Linked DNA regions of Homo sapiens: region 1 is linked to region 2. The links are chromatin loops, found by intact Hi-C in ENCODE. Cell type or tissue: dorsolateral prefrontal cortex. All regions are shown on one strand.

Evidence for each region. A loop is a pair of places that touch in the nucleus more often than their neighbours do. Peaks named below come from ENCODE experiments on the same cell type or tissue, not always from the same donor. Only the 100,000 strongest peaks of a DNase experiment are listed, where the experiment ranks them.
Region 1: it touches region 2 in a loop (2.7-fold over the local background); 9 of 110 quality-filtered maps call a loop at or near these places.

Annotation. Positions count from the first base shown.
Region 1 is chr1:203,405,588-203,413,587 of GRCh38, forward strand. BMNCR (bone marrow associated non-coding RNA) reads right to left here and starts at 2,038. Exons shown (of 3, transcript XR_001738390.3): 1 at 944-2,038; 2 at 198-265. RefSeq lists a silencer at 4,580-4,780. In dorsolateral prefrontal cortex, no CTCF peak of the experiment used is centred here; a DNase peak (open chromatin) is centred at 3,104; H3K27ac peaks cover 4,616 bases.
Region 2 is chr1:203,484,432-203,492,431 of GRCh38, forward strand. It overlaps PRELP (proline and arginine rich end leucine rich repeat protein), which reads left to right. Exons shown (of 3, transcript NM_002725.4): 3 at 2,275-6,921. The coding sequence ends at 2,450. Among named protein-coding and RNA genes, the nearest start is that of OPTC, 5.7 kb to the right of the region's middle. RefSeq lists an enhancer at 7,029-7,827. In dorsolateral prefrontal cortex, a CTCF peak has its summit at 3,481 (motif pointing left); DNase peaks (open chromatin) are centred at 3,110, 3,500 and 7,823; H3K4me3 peaks cover 1,071 bases; H3K27ac peaks cover 2,455 bases.

The DNA.
Region 1 (8,000 bases), 79 kb before region 2:
ATTGGATAAGAAACATTTACTCCCAGGAAGATACAAATTGGAGCCTTTTCATTTCCTTTCCTCCAAAGTTGATTTCAGCGGGATCACAGTCCAAGGAAGCATTAGCCCAGCTCCAGAAGCCTTAATGTCTGTATGGCCTTTGCTGAAACCCAGAACTCACATACAGTGGATCAGGCAGCACACAGCACCCTGCATACCTTTTTTTACAAGTCTCCTTACACTTTCCTCTGACTCCTCTCAGTGGCGCTTCCAACCTCCCTCTCTCCTGCAAAGCAAAACAAAACAAAACAAGAGAGGCCAACTGGCAGCCTGTGCTGCCCTCTCTGCACAGCCTCCCATCTCTCTGACATCTTCCCTGTTACCACGTTTTTCCCTTTGTCTTCTCTGTGCACTTTCTTGTGGAAATGGGTTTGGTCTCTGGGTTGTTACAAATCTAGGCCTCCACCCCTTAGCCCCATAAGCACAACCAAGGCTGAAAATGATGAATCTGGGAGATTATGACACAACCTGTGAACTATACTGTGATATTTCCCCCCGGCTACCCAGGTTACCAGCAAGCCAGTGTAAACTTAAGCGCTGCTTCTACAACATCTGCAGACACCAGTCAGGGTGGGTCAGCTGTGCTTTGCTCCAGCCCTGGAGACCTGCCCCATCCCCGCTCAGCCTCCTGCTCTTCTTGTTCTTATGTTGTCTGAACTCCCCACTTTGATACTCATCCTACTGGCTTCAGCCAAATAATTCCCATCTGCTCCTTCAGAGGCCCACTTAGGATGGTCTGTTTGGGGAGGTTCTCTCAATTCACCTCACTGGCCCCAAGCCAGTCTGCTGTGCTACTCTGATAGGTCAGCCCTTGGTTTATATTATTTGTATTTGTACTTGGTATTCCGATTTTGAGCTGCATTCTTTATATCTGTTCTGTCTCCACTATTAGGCTGGGACCAACCTGAGTGCAAAGTCTGGGTCTCCTGTCAACCCCTCGGGACAAGGGTTACTTTTTTTTTCCCAGCTGATGTTTCTTGGGTACCTTCCATGTGTCAGATGCTGAGGTTGGTGCTCAGGACATGAGACAGACCCAGCCCCTGTTCTCCCTCAGGACTTGCTTCTCCTGGTCCTGTCTGTGCCCCCAGGACAGCACTCTGCCTGACACATCGGGACAACTGACCACTGTCTGGACAGAGATGAGGAAGAGGATAGGGATTCAGCCCTTGGAGATGAGCCCCATCACTCTCTTCCTGGATTCCAAGTTCATACCACTCTGGCGGCTCCTCTGAAAATCCCCAGGCCTCCTCCCAGTCTCCCGGCATCCGGTGTTGCTGTTGGCCGGGCCTGCCTGCCACACAGCCAGGGACTGAAGGACATTTTATTCCAAATGAGGGCAGTCAGCTGAATTTCCAAACCAAAGATTTTTCCACTTCAAATTTTCTCCTTTCCTCTTCTGCCCAAATAACACATTTGTTTTGTAGAAAAGGGACAGAGCAGTTCTATATCTAAGGGTTAAAGACTTTATGGGGATACCTGGGGGATAGGCAGGGCTGTGGCCAAAGTCCTTATCCTGTTGGGAGGAGAGGGAAAAGAAAGGAACTGAGAAGGGCCTTCCAGTCCCCAGGAAGACAAAGGGGATAAGATCAAATCAAGGGATGCCTTTTTTCTTTCCGACCCTATACTGCACTCTCCTTCTTCTTCCATCTCCTTTTCCTGTTTTTTATTTCCTCTTCCTCTCTTCCTTCCCACTATCTTCTTCTCTCTCTTCCTCTCCTTCCTCTTCCTCCATGCATTCATTCATTCATGCATTCTCCCAGCAGACATTTATTCAGCATCTACTATGTGTCAGACACTGCCGCAAGCTAAGAATACAGAGACAACTAAGTCAAGGCTCAGAGTTCTTATAGTCCAGAGGTTGAGGAGGGTGGGGCAGACAGATGACAGGCTGGGGTGAGGAGCTACAACTGGCAAGGAGAGGTACTGGTAAATCTCCAAGTACATTCAGAAGCTCATGCAGTACATTTAGAACAAGGGAAACTCTGGGAATCAAGGAAAACTTTTTAAAAAACTTAAAACTTAAAATTTTTAAAAATAAGTATTTATTTATGTATTTCTTATTATTACTATTATTATTTTTTGAGACAGGGTCTCACTCTGTTGCTCAGGCTGGAGTGCAGTGGTGTGATCATAGTTCACTGCAGCCTCAACCTCCTGGGCTCAAGCAATCCTCCCACCTCAGCCTCCCAAGTAGCTGGGACCATGGAAGTGCATGACCATGCCCGGCTAATTTTTTTTTTTTTTTTTTTTAAGAGACAGGGTCTCTCTGTATTGCCTAGAGTGGCATTTTTTAAATAGACTTTTTTTTTTTTAGAGCAGTTTTATGTTTACATCAAAATTGAGTAGAAAGTACAGAGTTCCCCATGTATCCCCTGCCCCTCACACACACAGCCTCCCCAACTATCAACATCCCCCACAGGAACAGTCATTTGCTAAACCCGATGAACCTACATTTTAACATCATTATCACCCAAAGTCCAGAGTTCACATTAAGGTTCACTCTTGGTGTTGTACATTCTATGAGTTTGGACAAATGTATAATGAATTGTATCCACCTTTATAGGATCATGCGGAGTAGTTTAACTACCTAAACATCCTCTATGCTTTGCCTCACTTAATCTTTCAATCTTCAATTTCTTCTTCTTTGAAATGGGAAATATAACAATTATCTCATAGAGTGATCATGAGGATAAAACAAAATAATATATATGAATATTCTGCTTTAAGTGTGGGTTATTTATATAATATCACAGGGAAAAACCAAGAGAACTCACATAGTTGTCCCTGATTGTGGTATGTGCTACGGGAGAAAGGAGAGAAGCAGATAGGAAAGGATGAACTTTCGCCCAAGCATCAGGGAGACGCTGCTGCATGAGGTTTGGGCTGCAGGCGACACTGGGAGTAGTAGTAGGAGGAGGGCACGGAGGCCCACGGAATTCTAACAGGGACTCTGGACTGTTCCCTGCTCCTGAAGTAGCCCATCCCAACTTTATCCAGGCAGTCCTCTGGCTGCTGCTGGCAGGGGCTCAGAGAGCCTGTGTGAGTCACATCCACGTGGCTGATGTGGGGAGGGAAGAAGGGATGGGGAGGGCTCATGCCCGCGCAGGGCCACGCTGGCTTGGAGAAATGGTTCCTGAAAGTCCCTGGCAGAAAGTGGGCTGCTGTGGGCTGTTAATGTGCCATGCAAATCAACCAGTAAACAGTCCCCAATGAGAATCCCAGATGTCTGTTCACTCCAAAGCACAAGACACTCATTTTGGGCTCCAGGTGGGGACCAGCTCAAGTGAACCCTGCCCATGAGCTGAGGCAGGACTGCTGGTCTCTCTGTCTTCCTGCCTCTGGACGGGGACCTTGTTCCTGGAGACCTCATTGTCCTCCTACACTGAGACAGGCAGTGTCTACACAGGGAGAAGGCGACCGGCAGTACAGATGACATCAACATATCACCTTTCATTCAGGATGGGAAAAATCATTCTGGGGTCTGCTTAGGCTGTCTAGGCAGAACAAAAGAGCTGCACCATAGTGCTAGAGACAGGATGAACCATATGGTATGCTTGTGGGGTACCCCAAATTTCCACCTGAGTTGGGTCTGTTGCCAGGCAGAGGCACAGCTGGGTTTGGGGGGATGCCAGGTGCTTGCTGTATATATGCTCAGAATGCGTTGGCTTGTGGGGAGGATAGCTAGAGAGGGAGAGGTGGAATGAAGCACATCTGGTGACCCGATTTTTTGTTTTCTTGTTCTTAGTTAAGAGCCTCAGCTATTCTTGGGGCTGGAGGAAGAAGACAAGGAAACAGGCAGGGGCAGGAGAAGGAGAAAATGGGGCAGGTAGTGTATGTTACTTGGGGAGGCTCAGAGAGGGAGTGCTGTTTTGATCCCGGGAAGGCCTCTACTTCTCATGGAGTGCGAAGGGGCTTGGTGTTCCTAGGTGAGGAAGAAAAGTATGGTCACATGACCATTTAGCAGCCTCTCCCACAGGGACTCAACATGCAGTCATATCAATATATCATTCCAAAAGCAGCACATAAACACATATACCTTCAAGGATAATTGCAAGCACAGGGTTTAATTATACAGACAATGAAAGCCCACACTTCTTAGAGACACACTGCCACTGAAACACACACAGCCCTGCTCATAAAGACTAGAAGTGGTCACATTGACCCTTCAGGTCAGGGCAAATGTGCCTTGAACCAGCATCACCCTTTGGAGTTTGCAAAGTCTAATGTCCATCTCAAGTTTTCCACAAACTTCTGGAGGGTGCTCCTGCTTCTGATGAATTGTTCGATCCAGGGTCCTCTGGCCATTCCTGGTGACTGTCCCTGTTCCACACCACCACCATCCAGGTGGAGAACATGGCAGAAATACTTGCAAGGCTTCTGTGATGTGGAAAACTTAGGAAGCTTTGAAGAAATGAAGAGCTTTACATCATAGCAATAACACTAAACACTAAATAATACTAAACAACAGACATTTCTGGTATGACTTTTTAAAAATCCATTGATCATTTTCATAACTCAGGGTGCAGACTCTTTGCATGTTATTCAGCTAATCCCCTTCCCCCTCTTCATTGTTGTCTTCTTCTTAGGGGCAAAATCCGAATTCCTCTCATTTCTTACGTGGAACAACTTTCTCCAATCTCTGCTGCCAAACGTGGCTCGTGAACTCCCTTAGCATAGCCAAAAACTCACTGGAAGCTCTGAAAATAGCCCTGGTGACTTGCTGATTAAGCTCCTAGAGCAGAGGCTATCTGCCTTCCCCATCTTCCTGTACTAAGGGCAGTTTTTATTTTTCTAGCTAAATGTAAATATGCAAATATACACTTGGACACAGAACTCTCGATCCACTTCCCCAAATAGGTTAGACAGGAAGAATTCATCTATGCCATGTTCAGGGCAGTTAGCTAAATCTAAAATTGCCTCCCTCCCTCAACTTCCTACTCTCTACTTTCAGGGTTCCCGGGGCTCTTTTTACAACAGATTTATAAAGTCAACATCATTGAGAGCCTGCCCTATGCCAAGCATTCTTCTTGGGAGATACAAAGATGATAAAACAAGACCACGGAACTCAAGGAGCTCAAATCCTAGATGGAGTGGCAGATAAGTAAACATGGAATCATGATGTAATAAGATGAAGTCTATGATAGGGAAGGTAAAATGTGCTATTGGAACACAGAGAAGAGCAGTTGAACCAGCTTGGGGCTGGGAGTGTGAGGAGGATGTGCAGGATGAGTAGAAGTTCATCACTTAAAGGAGAGGGTACAAAACCTGACCATCCATTTATGCAGTTGCAATTGTTTATTACTTTGCTAAGCAGTGAACAAGATGGACAGGCTTCACTTGGTGGTGAAAACTGCAGGCTTTATAAATAGGTGAGTGTTGTGGAAGGGGACCCTCAGGGCCAGGTAAACCTGTCTAATGAGGTGACACTTAACCTGAAGCCTAAAACATCGGTTCCCTAATGTTTTTGGTACCAGGGACTGGTTTCATGGAAGATAATTTTTCCATGGACAGTGGGGTTCAGAGGGGAATAGTTTTGGGATGAAACTGTTCCACCTCAGATCATCAGGAGCCAGTTAGATTCTCATAAGGAGTGTGCAACCTAGATCCCTCGCATGCACGGTTCACAAGAGGGTTTGTGCTCCTATGAGAGTCTAATGGCACTGCTGATCTGAAAGGAGGAGGAGCTCAGGTGTTAATGCTTGCCAGCCACTCACCTCCTGCACCTCCCACTGTTTGGCCTGGTTCCTGACAGGCCATGGACTTGTACCAGTCCACAGCCTGGGGGTTGGGGACCCCTGGCCTAAAAGAAGAATAAGAGTTAGCTAGGTGAAAGGGTGGGAATATGTTTAGGCAGATTAAAAAAGCATGTTTTGGGGGAGGTTCCAAGATGGCCGAATAGGAACAGCTCCAGTCTGCAGCTCCCAGCATAAGTGACGCAGAAGGTGGGTGATTTCTGCATTTCCAACTGAGGTACCGGGTTCATCTCACTGGGGCTTGTCAGACAGTGGGTGCAGCCCACAGAGCAAGGCGGGACATTGCCTCACCCAGGAAGCACAACGGGTCAGGGAGTTCCCTTTCCTAGCCAAGAGAAGCTGTGACAGACGGTACCTGGAAAACTGGGACACTCCCACCCTAATACTGCGCTTTTCCAATGGTCTTAGCAAATGGCACACCAGGAGATTATATCCCACGCCTGGCTCGGAGGGTCCCACGCCCACGGAGCCTTGCTCACTGCTAGCACAGCAGTCTGAGATCGAACTGCAAGGCAGCAGCGAGGCTGGGGGAGGGGCATCTGCCATTGCTGAGGCTTGAGTAGGTAAACAAAGTGGCTGGGAAGCTCGAACTGGGTGGAGCCCACCACAGCTCAAGCAGGCCTGCCTTCCTCTGTAGACTCCACCTCTGTGGGCAGGGCATAGCTGAACAAAAGGCAGTAGAAACTTCTGTAGACTTAAATGTCCCTGTCTGAAAGCTTTGAAGAGAGTAGTTGTTCTCCCAACATGGAGTTTGAGATCTGAGAATGGACAGACTGCCTCCTCAAGTGGCTCTCTGACCCCCAAGTAGCCTAACTGGGAGACACATCCCAGTAGGGGCTGACTGACACCTCATACAGCCGGGTGACCCTCTGAGATGAAGCTTCCAGAGGAAGGATCAGGCAGCAACATTTGCTATTCTGCAATATTTGCTTTCTGCAGCTTCCACTGGTGATACCCAGGCAAACAGGGTCTGGAGTGGACCTCCAGCAAACTCCAACAGACCTGCAGCTGAGAGTCCTGACTGTTAGAAGGAAAACTAACAAACAGAAAGGACAACCACACCAAAACCCCATCTGTACATCACCATCATCAAAGACCAAAGGTAGATAAAACCACAAAGATGGGGAGAAACTAGAGCAGAAAAGCTGAAAATTCTAAAATCTGAGCACCTCTTCTCCTCCAAAGGAACGCAGCTCCTTTCCAGCAATGGAACAAAGCTGGACGGAGAATGTCTTTGACGAGTTGAGAGAAGGCTTCAGACGATCAGTAATAACAAACTTTTCCGAGCTAAGGGAGGATGTTCGAACCCATCGCAAAGAAGCTAAAAACCTTGAAAAAAGATTAGACAAATGGCTAACTAGAATAAACAGTGTAGAGAAGACCTTAAATGACTTGATGGAGCTGAAAACCATGGCATGAGAACTATGTGATGCATGCACAAGCTTCAGTAGCCAGTTTGATCAAGTGTAAGAAAGGGTATCAGTGATTGAAGATCAAATGAATGAAATGAAGTAAGAAGAGAAGTTTAGAGAAAAAAGAGTAAAAAGAAACTAACAAAGCCTCCAAGAAATATGGGACTATGTGAAAAGACCAAATCTACGTCTGATTGGTGTACCTTAAAGTGACGGGGAGAATGGAACCAAGTTGGAAAACATTCTTCAGGATATTATCCAGGAAAACTTCACTAACCTAGCAAGGCAGGCCAACATTCAAATTCAGGAAATACACAGAACATTACAAAGATACTCCTCAAGAAGAGCAACTCCGAGACACGTAATTGTCAGATTCACCAAAGTTGAAATGAAGGAAAGGCAGCCAGAGAGACAGATCAGGTTACCCACAAAGGGAAGCCCATCAAACAGCAGATCTCTCAGCAGAAACTCTACAAGCCAGAAGAGAGTGGGGGCCAATATTCAACATTCTTAAAGAAAATAATTTTCAACCCAGAATTTCATATCCAGCCAAACTAAGCTTCATAAGTGAAGGAGAAATAAAGTCCTTTACAGACAAACAAATGCTGAGAGATTTTGTCACCACTAGGCCTCCTTACAAGAGCTCCTGAAAGAAGCACTAAATATGGAAAGGAACAACTGGTAGCAGCCACTGCAAAAACATGCCAAATTGTAAAGACCATCAATGCTAGGAAGAAACTGCATCAACTAACCAGCAAAATAACCAGCTAACATCATAATGACAGGATCAAATTCA
Region 2 (8,000 bases):
CCCAGAATACCATACTTGGAGGGTCATAGGTTTTCTTCCTCCATTCTTCCTCAGCCCCAGTTCCTTGGCAACTGGATCTATAGGTAGGGTAGACATGGAATATACTCCTGGACATTCTGCTAAAAACAGAACAGAGACATTTAAATACCTATCCTGAAATGTCCTGGGTCTGCCCTCTGCAGAAACCTGCCCCTGTGGGAAGATGCTTCTTCCCAAGCCTGAGCCTGGGTTTTGATTCAGGGTATGCAACTGGTAAAAATGTGGCAGTCAGGAAAAGAAGGTCTGCATGCTGGTGCTTTCTGAATCTATCTGGAAGGGTGCGATGTTTAGGTGCACTTAAGGAAGAGTTTGCCTAAGTGACATTTACAGGGTTCTGGACTTGGAGTATCAATTGCAGCCCAGGAGAGGAGGCTGGAAGTTGCAGTTTTGCTTCAATCAAAAATTTCAGCTCGGAGCAGAGCATTAGCAGAAAGGTTTAGAAGTGAAATAATATTTTCTGGTCCTTGAACAAAATCAGCCTACATTCACAGAAGGGATGCAGCAGCAGAAGGGAAGAGAGGGATTGAGGGAAAAGAGAAGGACCCCTAGAATGATATTTGGGGATCCTTAGGTTCCAAACCAAAGAATGAGATGGAGATTGTTGGTGTCTCTACCGACACCAACAATGGGCGAATAGATCGTTCACTCATTTGGGATAATTTCAAGAAGTAGGGGAGGATTTTTTTTTTAATCTTACAAAAAAAAAATGGGAAAAGGGGAAGACTGTATAATTTTACCCTGGAGACAGCACACTAAAATAAAACACATTACCCCCAGGAAGCTATGAGGCCAAAATACAGACAGAAGGGATACCTTGATTAATAAATGGCTGATAGGTCTCTACCAGATTGTGGAAGAACAGGTTGCTGGAGGATATCCCAACCTTCTAAGGTTGAAGTCAGAGAACTCACACCTCACCCACATGAGCCCACCCCATCCAGCCTGTCTCCTGTGCCTTTTACCCGACAGAATGGGCTGAGTGGGGCCTAGGTCAGTGGGGTGATTACGTTCTTCACAATGACCATAATGCTGCCACTGGTACTGTCTTTAAACAGCTTACAAAATGCCTTTGCCAACATTCTCTCCCCTGATTACAGGGCAGGCACCACTCTTACCATTTCACAGATTGAAGAACTCAGCATGAGGGTGGCTAGGCCACAGCCCCAAGCTCATAAGAGAAAACCCCCGTGTCAGGGCCCTTCTGCTACTCCAATGGCAAAGAAGAAAGACGAGGAAAAGGAAGAGGAAGACAATTACAATGAAGATGATGCCTACTCTTCCTCCTCCTGCTCCTCCATAAATGATAAGTGAGGCAAGGCTTAGGGAGAATAAAACAGTTCATTTAAATGCTGGCATGCCTGGTGCCACAGGCATCCAACAAGATGTGATGGAGGAAATGGAATCTCAGGCCATGGACCCTTCAGAATCAGTAGGCTCATCATGTCCCGGGGGTTCCGGAGCTCTCCCCAGATCCTCTTTCCTCTTCCTGTCATCCTTATTTCAGTTACCATCTTTTGCCCATCCTCATGTCTCACATCCAATTCAAAGGAAAACCTGCAGAGTAATTTTCACATCCACCTACTGGCTTCAGATCTCACCTTACTCCATTGCTTCTCCACAGTGTAGCCGGATTATCTTTGTACAGCATAAACCTGAACATAGGGATCTCTAAGGACCCTTCCAGATTTAACGCTCCAGGATACCATGGTTCAAGTATCCTGTTAATAACATCGCTCTCACAAAGACAGTCCTGTTCACTGCCATTCCTCAGACCAGAGATCAAAAGCCTCTTAGTGAAAGCCTAACTACCTTCCCAGCTTACTCTCCTTAGTACATCACATTGGGCACTATTACTATTCCCAGATTCGCCCACAAGCAGAATTTTGGCCTCCACAACTTCATTCAAACAGATTCCTCTATCAGAACACCATCCCCCAGGTCTCCACCTGTTGTAATTCTACCTATTCTTGAAGGCCCAGTTCAAAATTTACTTCCAATTCTCTAGAGTTAACTTGCAATAACAGTTGTTGATCAATTCCAACTTAATTCATTTTACAAATGAGTAAACTGAGCCTGGAGGTCAAGGCAGCTCATCTATGATCACACATTCCCAAAGCTAGCCAGTTTCAGAGAGAAGTCTACAGTCCTTGCTCTCGGGTGTCTTCCCCCTTCCCCTTCCTCATCTTGGCCGCCAGCCTCCACTCCCTTCTGATTTCTCGTCTTCTTTTTCCGTAGAAATCAACGGAACCCAGATTTGCCCCAACGACCTAGTGGCGTTCCATGACTTCTCCTCGGACCTGGAGAACGTGCCACACCTGCGCTACCTGCGGCTGGATGGAAACTACTTGAAGCCGCCCATCCCGCTGGACCTCATGATGTGCTTCCGCCTCCTGCAGTCCGTGGTCATCTAGGCCCTACTCCGCCACCGGATCTGCTCTGACCGCACTTGAAGGCTGGGGCCCAGGCACCTGTGCCGGCCATTCGTTTTCTCTCTCTCCCTTTCTTTCTCCCAGCTTTGCCTCCCTTATCCCACCCTCGAGGCAGGGAAAAGCCATCTATTCTTCTGCAGCCTCAGGAGCGAGACTTCAAGGACTCAGTTTGGTTCCACCCAGTTGAAAGACACCCAGTGCACACCCAAACTCCTGGCCTTCTGTGGTTTCCCTTTGCTCCAGAAACACAGATGTGTCTAAAGACTTGGTGTCCCCTTCTCTCTCCTCCCCCACCCGCCACTCCTGGGTACATCTGGGCCGTGGACTATCTGATCTTGGTCCTGGCCGAGCAAACAGCCCGGAGGTAAGGTTCAGAAAGTCCCCCTGGGGACTCCTCCATCTTCGGCAGCTCTGGCTCAAAGAGGCCGAGAAACCCAGTTCTCCTGGGCCAAGGATCCCTTCTGGCAAAGCTGCTGCTCCGCCGCTTGGTTCCCCGGCACCAGACATCGCCCTGGCCCTGCTGGCCCGGGTATCGGGAAGGAGGAGCGAGGGAATGACGGAGGTAGGGTGCAGGGTCAGGGCTCCCGCAGGGGCCTGCATCTGGCCAGCAGGACACAGGGATGCGCAGGGCGCCCCCTTCTGTTCCAGGGTGAACATAGCACACGCCCTCCTGGCTGGGCCTCAGGAGGAACAGCCAAGGAGAAGAATGGCCCAAGGAACTAGGAAGCAGCCATGGGAGAGGGGAAGGGTTCAAGCCCGGGATGGGCCCGCGTGACGTCGATGGGTCCTGCGGCCCCCTTGCCCAACCTCGGGTTTAGGGAGGAGGGTTCACAGTGTTTTTGTGGGGGCGGGGGAAGGAAGAGGCAGCCCCGCCCCCGCCATCTGTTCTCCATCAGTGTGCGCGGCCCAGCCATTTCCACCCTCGGGAGGCGGCTCCTGAGAAACAGGGAGGAAGGGGCGGAGCACCTGGACGTCTCCCAGAAGCCCCTCCACGTTTGAAAATGCGCCTCCTCCTCGGAGACAGACGCATCGGTGCCACCTAGTGGCTGGTGGGAGTAACAGCTGGTCCCAGTCTTGCGCCTGGCCCTCTTCCTGGGGTGATTTTCCTCGGTGGAGGAGGCCCGTGGGGTCCCAACACGGAAGAGCCATGGGCCGTGTGCATGGTGTCGCTCTCCTCTAGGGTCTAGCGGGCACAAACGTCCCCAGGCTGGGCTCATTCCCATCGTGAGTGAGCCCAGGTGAGGACATAGTCGGCTCCCGTTTGTTGTAGGCCCTTCCCAGGTGCCTTCTCAGCTCCCTCATCTGTAAACCGAGGAGGTGGATAAGATGCTCCCGGCCGGGCGCGGTGGCTCACGCCTGTAATCCCAGCACTTTGGGAGGCCGAGGCGGGCAGATTATTGCCTGAGCTCAGGAGTTCGAAACCACCCTGGGCAACATGGTGAAACCCCCGTCTCTACTAAAATACAAAAAAATTAGCCAGGCATAGTGGCGCGCGCCTATAATCCCAGCTACTGGGAGGCTGAGGCGGGAGAATCGCTTGAGCCGGGGAGGCGGAGGTTGCAGTGAGGCGAGATTGTGCCACTGCACTCCAGCTTGGGCGACAGAGTGAGACTCCGTCTCAAAAAAGAAAAAAAAAAGATGCTCCTCTGAGGTCCCTCCGGCGCTCATGTTCCGAGTCTGCAGCTCCACACTTTAAATCATACTCGAATGCAGGACAAGTCCTAAATATTTGCCCCTTCCCTTGCAGTAATTTATTTTCTGTATGGACTGTCCCTCCCCCAGAGGCTTCCCCACCCTCCATTGCCTGGCCCAGGTGAGCAGCTTGGCAGGTCTCCAAGTGGAACCCGGTCCAGACAGGGCTGCCTCGACTTCACCTTTCCCCCTAACTTCCTCCAAGGGATGCTGCCCCTTCTCAGCCCCCTGCGTGTGTATATTGGTGGGAGGCATAGAGGATGGATGTTCTAGAAATGAGTAAGACACAGTGCCCACCCCCAAGTTAGGATGAAAAAAGTTCCAGAGGTTTTTAAGAAATTGGATTAAGCTGGGTCCCTAACTTCAAGAAATTCCCATTATGCTCCTTCTCACCTTTCTTTTTTGCTAATTATGGAAAATAGGGCCCATTTCATCATAGCCTCCTTCCCCCGTGCTCCACTACAATCGCCGCATTCTTTCTAGCTGCAGCTGGTTTCTTCAAGGCTCCTGCTTAAAGTCCACACGTTATTATGGCCGAAAGCAACCTGGTGCTTCGGCCTGGATAAGAGCCCCTTCTGCATCTTATTCACAGCTTGCAGCCTCAGCCCCTTTGATGAGGCCCTCAGGGGAGAGGTCATTACCTTGATCCTGCAAACCCAGACTCGTTGAGCAGCAACGCAATCACCATCATCCCACTGCCCAATCTAGAATATGTCTGCTCTCCTTTGCTCTCTGCAGCTGTAAGCCAGAGGGGATTCAAGGTAAATAGGCTTTACAGGCTCCCCTCCTCCAAACACACACAGAATGGGCTGGTTTCTTTCAAGTTTAAAAAAAGCCCCCTTCTCCATGCACAAGTTCATTCCCTCCATGCTGTCGTCATCGACATATACAGGTGTGTACGTAGGTGTATGTGTGTACTCTGCACGTATATCTCTTCTGTCTTGAAGACCCTGTTAACTTTGTGAAATAACTTCCACATTTCAACACACTTCACAGTACAGGAAATAAAGTAATATGAAAAACACCCTGCGTGAACTCAACGGTGTGAACAGGTCAAGAATAACACTTCAAAGTCATCTTGCCAGCCAGGCGTGGTGGATCACGCCTGTAATCCCAGCACTCTGGGAGGCCAAAGCGGGCAGATCACCTGAGGTCAGGAGTTCAAGACCAGCCTGGCCAACATAGTGAAACCCCTTGTTTACTCAAAATACAAAAATTGGCTGGGTGCGGTGGTACATGCCTGTAGTCCCAGCTACTTGGGAGGCTGAGGCAGGAGAATTGCTTGAACCCTGGAGGCAGAAGTTGCAGTGAGCCGAGATCGCACCACTGCACTCCAGCCTAGGAGACAAAACGAGACTTCATTTAAAAAAAATAAAAATAAAAATAAAAATAAAGTCATCTTGCCACCCACCCCCTACCATTGAGCCACCATGCCCAGCCCCAAAGCCTCTTAATTGCTCTAACAAGATGAGTGGGGAAAAGATTATACTCTTAAGAAATTCCTACGAAAGCTATCCAAAAGCCTTTTCTTTCCTCTTTTCTTATTATTTTTAAATAGAGGCAGGGTCTCATTATGTTGCCCAGGCTGGTCTGGAACTCCTGGCCTCAAGTGATCCTCCCACCTTGGCCTCCCCAGAGTGCTGGGATTACACACGTGAGTCACCATGCCCAGCCCCAAAGCCATTTCTTGAAGAATTTCTCGCAAACTCACAACCCTCATGAAAAATTAATCCTCAGTTCCACGAGACTGCCCACCCACAGACAAAAAAATATATATATTCCTAAAGTCGGACCAGAAATCTGACAGCTGCCTTTGAAACCCAAAGCCTCGGGTTCTTTCAAGCTACATGTACTAAATTGTCGAAGGTCTCCCAGGAGCTCTGTACTGAGGCAGACACAGAAAGACACAAAACGGTCGTCTTTCCTGCCCAAGTAAAGCTTACAGACTAACTGGGGAGATGTAGTGTGCATACAAAACAGTAAAAGAGCCATCTCAAGGACAGAGAGCATAGACCAAGTCATCTGGAATGGTCTACATGCCATGCGGAAGTCCACCGAAGGGTTAGAACAGGGTGTCCCAGACTCTCTCTTCTGAGGGAAGGTTGGTTGCAAAAGTGGGATTCATGACCCTCCCAGGCTACACCATCTTCTTTAGAATGAGAACTGCCAGGTGACGCCCTCGCTGCTCCTACCTGGCTACTAAACATCGACTTCGGTTCACTTCACGGATGTTCAGTGGATATCGGTCACATGCCAGGTCCCCAGCTACGCATTCAAGGATGGATAATATACATAGCAGCACATCCTTGAGGAACTCATACCTTGGTAAAGGGAAAGAAATCCATGAATGGATACCTCTGTGTCCTAAGTGTTTGTAATAATGCTGTGTGTCAGGCCTCTGAGCCCAAGCTAAGCCATCATATCCCCTGTGACCTGCATGTGCACATCCAGACGGCTGGTTCCTACCTTAACTGATGATATTCCACCACAAAAGAAGTGAAAATGGCTGGTCCCTGCCTTAACTGATGACATTACCTTGTGAAATTCCTTCTCCTGGCTCATCCTGGCTCAAAAGCTCCCCCACTGAACACCTTGCAACCCCCACCCCTGGCCACCAGAGAACAACCCCCTTTGACTGTAATTTTCCATTACCTACCCACATCTTATAAAATGGCCCCATCCCTATCTCCCTTCGCTGACTCTTTTCGGACTCAGCCCGCCTGCACCCAGGTGAAATAAACAGCCTTGTTGCTCACACAAAGCCTGTTTGGTGGTCGCTTCACACAGACACGAGTGAAACTACTGTGTATGAACAGTATAAAGGAAAGGGCTTTTACCTCTACCTGAGGAAAACCAGAAAGACTCCTACCATGTGAGCTGGCTCTTAAGGGATAAATCAGATTTTGCCAGGTGGATGAAAGAAAAAAAGACGCCACCTGGACAGGAAACAGCATGAGTACAAAGGTAGGAAGGTGTGGAGTCTACCCTGTGGGGCTTGTGTGTCTGAAAAAGAGGAGAGGGTCATGTTCCGGTCATGGAGTGGAGTTATGTGGCTACAAGCCCTCAGCAGGGGATATACCCCTGTCATCCAAAACACAGGAGGGTTCCTGAACTTCCCCGCCTCTCTCTCCCTATCCATGAAAAGGGCAACAACAGGGTTGGCTGGTCAAACTTCTGTCCATACCACCTGCCGCCTCCGATTCATCAACACGCCTTTTGCCTCTCCTAATGAGAGATTAGGATTAGGACGCCTCCCCCGCCTCCTGCTTCCTTTGCCAGGCTCTTGGGGAGCTGGGCTGCCTGGAACAGCAGTCTGCGGGGTTAGCCGTTTCCCCCACCAGGTCACATGTACACATCCATGGACAGCCCCTAATATTCATGAGAACAAGAGTGTGTGACCTGTGAGCTTGGGAAAGCAAGAGGAGAAGTTGGGAGAGGGTCTAGGATGCGAGCCTGAGTCTGGATGTGGCTCCTGCAGGGAGTGGGGGGAGCAGGTGTGTATGCATTGGGGAGGAACGATGGTGGGGGTGTGGCAACCAAGCAGGGATGGCAGGAGCGTATGTCTCTGGGAAAGCAGGGAGGGAGAGTGGGAGCAGGCGGCAGGGAGAGTGAATGAACACTCGCATTTGCATTTCTCCCAGGAATAAATGTGTGGGGTGGGAGCGGGGAGATTGCCTAGGCTGGCTGTGGGGGTGGAGGGCCTCTGGCTGCAAAGCCCAGGCTGTGGAGAGAAGATGGAGGCATACAGCCCGCCAAATGTGCCATCTGCCTACTGGATGCCCTCCAGGATCCAGGGCTATCTTTCCCTCCACCCAGCAGAGCCTCTGATGGTGTCTTTTC